Regions from separate parts of the Mus musculus genome. Here region 2 is linked to region 1. Evidence: chromatin contacts called from ENCODE POLR2A ChIA-PET data. All regions are on one chromosome and are shown on one strand. The core of a region is the stretch at or near the end of the contact, and the rest is flanking DNA. Distances in the headings are between cores, read along the strand shown. Region 1 holds the start of Abcf2 (ATP-binding cassette, sub-family F (GCN20), member 2). Region 2 holds the start of Nub1 (negative regulator of ubiquitin-like proteins 1).

Region 1 (2,999 bases), core at 155-2,654:
TGGACCAAGAAAATGTTTCTCATTGGTGGGAATGGACAATGGTCACATGGGTTTTATACTAGTGCTTCGTTTCTGAAACAGACAACTTCCTTAGCAGCCGCAGTTTCCTGTTTAGGCGATTGGCAGGCCCATTTGGATTTCCTTTTTCTTTTCTTTTTTCTTTTTTTTTTTTTTTAAAGCTGTGTGTGTGTGTGTGTGTTACAAAGCCTCCTTTTACCTTCCTCCCTTTTCTTTCATTTATTTATCTATGTGTATGAGTACACTGTAGCTGTCTTCAGACACACCAGAAGAGGGCATCAGATCTCATTACAGATGGTTGTGAGCCACCATGTGGTTGCTGGGAATTGAACTCAGGATCTCTAGTAGAGCAGTCAGTGCTCTTAACTGCTGAGCCATCTCTTTAGCCCGTTTTCATCTTAAAATTAGTGTGCTGCCAAAGACACAGGGGGCAGGCTCTGAAGCTACTTGTGATGTCCACCCTCAATGATCTTCACGCCTAATTTCTATTTAGCTTGGCAACATGGTGACCTTAGAGGAAAAGGGGGTCACTTTCTGAGAATGCACTCAGGGGCACTAAGTTTGCTTCCTTCTGTGTCATCAGTGATGACACACCAGTGGACAGGACCCTGGACAGGTAGCAAGCAAGGGTCGTAGAGTTGTTTTGTGTATGAGGCTACAGATCTAGTTTATAATGTTCCTAACACTAAGTCTGCTTTAGATTTTAGACAGTGAGACTCAAAGGAAATGAAACAAGTCACAACTAAGTGTCCATAGAGCTAAACTCAGCAAAGTGGTCCTATACTTTAGATTTTTCCACCACATTCGCATGGCTCTGGTGGAACCCAGAAACTCTTGACTAAGATACCAAGGTTCAGCACAGCGTCTGGCACTTTCAAAAAGTTTCGTTAGCGATGGACGAGGCTCTCAATTTCGGTTCCATGAGACGAGGATGCCTTTCTCGAACAGAGTTCTGTTGGCGTGGTCTACAAAGGGTTACCTCACTTTCAGAGCCACCTGCCCAGCAGCAACTCGCTCTTCTTTCCCCTCCACCTTCTAACTCTCTTCTCTCATTGTTTGGTCTCGCACTCTTAGGACGCTGGCCGGGAAGCTTAGTCGCACTTCCTGCTGGTTAAACCAGTAGAGCAGCCTGGTAAATTTATCTGCTAGGGGTGGGGTATCCTTTGGGAGACCAGCCCACCTCTCCGAGGAGCAATCTGGGATTTGCAGTTTTCAGTTCTTCAAACCGGCTTGGTAGGACGGGCCTCTTGGACTCTAATCCTCCCCCAACCAGAATCATCGCGCGTTCTGATGCCGTCACTAGAACGGCGCAACACCTGGGAATCGTGGTAGTTCCGGAGGAGAGTCCCGCCCTAAGTTCTTACGATTTGAGAACTACATTTTCCAGAAGCCCTCGCGGCAGCGCGCCAAGGGCCGCCCGGGGCCGTGATTGGTTGGGGAGCCGGCCGCACGCGGAGGAGCTCAAGGAGCAGCTCTGTTGCGACAGAGGCCGAGCGGCGAGGCCCCGTGAGTTGAGGGGGAAGGGGCGCCGGAGGGGAGGAGAGTGTGGACCCGTGAGCAGGAAGCGGGAGGAGAAGCGGAAGGGAGCTCAGGGTCGGAATGGAAAGGGCCGAAAGGGAAAAGAACTGGCCCAGGCAGAGACGCCGGCGAGCGGGGTGTGGGGGAGGTTAGGGGCAGCGAGCGCAGAGACCCTTAGGGACCCGCTGGGGAGGACTCGTGGTTCCGGGAGAGAAACCGCGCCGCAGTCGGTGGGGTGGATGAGAGGGACGGAAGGGAGGTCCGGGACGAACTCCTGGCGAAGAACCGAAAAGGAGGCGGCTGGCAGAGGTGCGCGAGCGCCAAGTTCGGAAACTGGAGACGAGGGGCAGAGCGGTCCCTCACTAAGGCCCTGGGGGAAGAGCGCATCCGAGTGAAGCCGGCGGTGGGGATTGGCGCGCGAACCCCAAGGGAGGAGATGAGGCTGGAGGAGCGGTCGAGAGAGTGTGAGAAGCCCGGACAAAGTTGGCGGGGACAAGAGTTGGGCACCACAGGCTTGATAGGAAAATTCCAAGGAGGGATGGGATAGCACTCAGACATTCTTACCTGTAAGTTTAGAATTTTGGAGTATCTGTTTGCTTTTCTTCAGACTCCTGAAAGGACTGTAACTACCCCTGTGGCTCATCACCATGCCTTCCGACCTGGCCAAGAAGAAGGCAGCCAAAAAGAAGGAGGCTGCCAAAGCCCGACAGCGACCCAGAAAGGGACATGAAGAAAATGGAGATGCTGTCACAGAACCTCAGGTGGCAGAAGAGAAAATCGAGGAGGCCAATGGCAGAGAGACCACAGGAGATGGAGGTAGGTTGGGTGAGTTTCCTGAGCTGGTTTTCGAAGCCAAGATCAGAATCTGGATGCAGATGCATAGGCCTTTAATTCCAGCATTTGGGAGGCTAAGGTAAAAAGATGAAGGTTTGAGGCCAGGCTGTCCTCACATCCCCATCTTTTTAAACAGAGTAAAGCACCCACAGACACATGTCTTTATATGCCATGAAACTTTTTGGTGACACCCACACCCATAGAGTTAAAACTTGTTACTGATGAAGGAAACTGAATTCAAGTGGCAAACACAGATGGGAGTTTTTGATCTACCTTGGTTGGTGCTGCAGTAGACAATAAAAGGGAAGGCAACTTGTACTATTTCCTGTTTTTCTTCCTACCTATGGTGGTGAGTATACAGGCTCTACCATATGGTGCTGTCTTTTCTGGGGGGGGAGGCAGATGTTTGGAGATAGAAGGGTTTCTCTGTGTAACCCTGGCTGTCCTGGAACTCTGTAGACTAGACTTGCTTGAAATCATAGAGAGATCCACCTGCCCCTGCCTCCTAGCTGCCGGGATTAAAGGTGTGAGCCACCATCCCTGGCTCATATGGTACTCTTAATGTCACAGGGATAGTGATTATACCAATGAGTAATGTGTAACATATTGTTATATATCTTCATGTAATT
Region 2 (2,999 bases), core at 155-2,654, 110 kb before region 1:
ATAATTTACTAGTACCCAGCTATTCAGAAGGTTGAAAACAGCCTTTCAGACTGTACCCAGTCCACTGTCTGATAAAAGAAGCCAAGGCTATCACAACCCTTCATCTGTGCTCCACACTGTTGCTAGGTCTGCATCACGTAATATTTATTTATTTATTTATTTAGGTTTTTTGAGACAGGGTTTCTCTGTATAGCCCTGGCTGTCCTGGAACTCACTTTGTAGACCAGGCTGGCCTCGAACTCGGAAATCCCCCGCCTCTGCCTTCCAAGTGCTGGGATTAAAGGCGTGCGCCACCACGCCCGACTAAGTTTTTTTGTTTTTGTTTTGTTTTTTTTAAAACCATGACAGAGTCTCACTACTCAGCTCTGTCCTGGAACTTACTATGTAGACCAGGCTGGACTTGAACTCACAGAGATCACCTGATCATCTCTGCCTCCTAAATGCTGGGGCTAAAGGTATGCCATGCCCAGATTAACATAAAGATTTAATGTTGAACAAAATTAAACCACCGGCTTGATTATAGTTTTGCTCGCCTTTAGCGAATTCCAGGACAACCAGAGCTACATAGTGAGTCACCATCTCAAAAAAATTAATTAATTAAATTAAACCACTGTATTCAAACCTATGAAAATCCAGTTACAGGTACCAGAATGACATGTGTTAGGTCAAAAGGAAGAAAATCTAACAGCCCAGTTTTCAATTTTAATTGGAGAACTGTTTCATGTGTGTTGCTGGGCGTTCCAACGCAGAAAACACGTAAATCATCAAGATCAGCGCTCTGAACCGAAAGTGAAACCTTAGGCATCAATGTTGAAAATACCACTTTCACTTGTAGATCAATCGAGATTGCATACAACCTTACGCACATTCAACACGTTCCCTCTCGGGGAAATGACATGCCATTAGGGCCTCCTATTTAAAAGCAAGGGAAGGAGGCGAGGACAAGTGTGGGTCCAGAAAGCTTGCGTTCTCACACCCCGCGTTCCGCTGTCAGCCCCGGCAGTCAGCTCATCCAAACTCAAGCTGCTGGCTGGTGTCCATCCCTTCCCCTCCGCCCCGCCGCGACCCCCTCCCGCTTCCGCCCCAGCCCGCCTCGCCGCGTCCGCCTGGCCGCTCCTGCCCACCGAGCCCACGGCCGCCCCGGCCGCGCTACCAGGCCCAGGCCCAAGGCCCGGTCGCTGCCGCAGCCGTCTCACCTGCGCCACTGCCGAGCCAGCTGCGACCTGCCGAGTGCCCGGATGCGGCAAAGGCCGCCGTTTGTTTTCATTCCGGGTGAGGCCGGCCCCGCCCCCGGCTCCGCCCCCTCGCGCTGTCCGGAAGGCCGGTCGAGGACCGGAGCTGCATGGAAGGGTGGGGCCAAGGGGCTTGAAGGGCGATCTGAAGCATCGAACGGAAGGAAGCCCTGAAAACGCGGCTGTGGGCGGGGCTAGTATTTAATGGGCGGGGCTGATATGGGGCGGGACAACAGAGTAGATGGAAATAGGGAGAGTGTAGCTAGGGCGGGGCTGACGTGTAAGGGGGAAGAGAGACAAAGTGGTTGGGGCGAGGGCCGCGCTGAGGGTCAGGCGATCTGTGGGCGGGGCTGGTAGTTTGCGGTGGAGCGGATGTGGGACCGGGCGAGGAGGAAGATGGAGGCAAGGGCCGACTGTAGGTGGAGCTGTTAGGTGGAAAGGCAAGGCTAAAACTGGTCAAAAGCGGTGGGAGGGGGTCTGCTGTGCAGGGGGAAGAGGCGTGGTGAGGAATGGAAGTGAGGCAATGCTAGTCTTCAATCACGAGGTCTTCGGACCACTCCCAGACCGAGTTTTTCAGAGTCAGAGGAAAATGAGTCTGCCTTTATTTATTCCCCAAAAGCCTTGACAGAGCAAGACCTGTTTTCCTGAACCTTTTCTCGTCTTCCCTCTACTAGGCCTAGGGGATCCCCTAGACTAAAGGATTCTCACACTACCCTCCACAATCCCACCAGGATCCCCGCTCATGGTGAAGTTAGGTACGCTACCCATGCCTCCCTCCAGCGGCTACTCCCACCATGAGTACAGTAGATAGAGACATCTGCTTTGCTCAGCGCTGTGAAAAATGCATGTGCCCTTATGTCTATGTAAGGGAACAATCCAAACGGGCATAAAAAAATGAAGACGCCGGGCAGTGGTGGCGCACGCCTTTAATTCCAGCACTTGGAAGGCAGAGGCGGGGGATTTCTGAGCTCGAGGCCAGCCTGGTCTACAGAGTGAGTTCCGGAAAGCCAGGGCTAAACAGAGAAACCCTGTCTCAAAAAGACCAAAAACCAAAAACCAAAAAAAAAAAAAAAAAAAAAGGCCTTTTTTTTTTTAAATACTATGAGAAAAGAAACAATGCTCTGGTGTTGAGCCCCATCTTGCTGCAGACTGTGAGAGGAGGCCTGAGCAAGCCTGCAGGAGCCTAAGCAACCAGGAACCCCAGCGAGGAGTTTGCCAATTGCCAGCCTGCCAGTGAAGCTAGATCCATCATTCAACACCCGCTTCCCACACACGTACTGGAGAACCCAGAGCAGGCCTGCTTAGTCAGTCCAAAAATGCCTGGCCTCACTGTGAATCAGGAACTAAACAAATTGTTATTATGATAAGGATCAGATTTGCAAGTTGTTTGTTATGCCCTCCAAACTGACAAAGCTTTCAGAACCAAACAAAAGAAAGTGACTGTAAACCCAAGAAAACTGTATCTGTAGATAACTGTTTCCACTCTAAGGAAATTGATTAGTTCCAGCACAATCACGACTATATAGAGAAACCCTGTCTCAAAAAACAAAGAAACAAAGAAACAAAAAACTGCCAGGCGTGGTGGCGCACGCCTTTAATCCCAGCACTCTAGAGGCAGAGGCAGGCCGATTTCTGAGTTCGAGGCCAGCCTGATCTACAAAGTGGGTTCCAGGAACAGAGAAACCCTGTCTCGAAAAACAAAAATAAATAAATAAATAAATTTAAAAAAATAAAAAATAAATAAAAGAAAAGAAAAAATAAAGAAAG

The links. ChIA-PET counts read pairs that join two places held with the same protein, here RNA polymerase II (POLR2A).
Region 2: POLR2A ChIA-PET joins it to region 1 with 15 read pairs in Patski. The contact joins the promoter of Nub1 here to the promoter of Abcf2 in region 1. POLR2A ChIA-PET finds 5 or more read pairs at or near these places in 3 of 5 experiments (Patski and embryonic stem cell).

What each region holds. Positions count from the first base shown.
Region 1 is chr5:24,575,872-24,578,870 of GRCm38, reverse strand. Abcf2 (ATP-binding cassette, sub-family F (GCN20), member 2) reads left to right here and starts at 1,404. Exons shown (of 14, transcript NM_013853.2): 1 at 1,404-1,524; 2 at 2,144-2,352. The coding sequence starts at 2,184.
Region 2 is chr5:24,684,220-24,687,218 of GRCm38, reverse strand. It overlaps Nub1 (negative regulator of ubiquitin-like proteins 1), which reads right to left and starts at 1,404. Exons shown (of 15, transcript NM_016736.3): 1 at 1,197-1,404.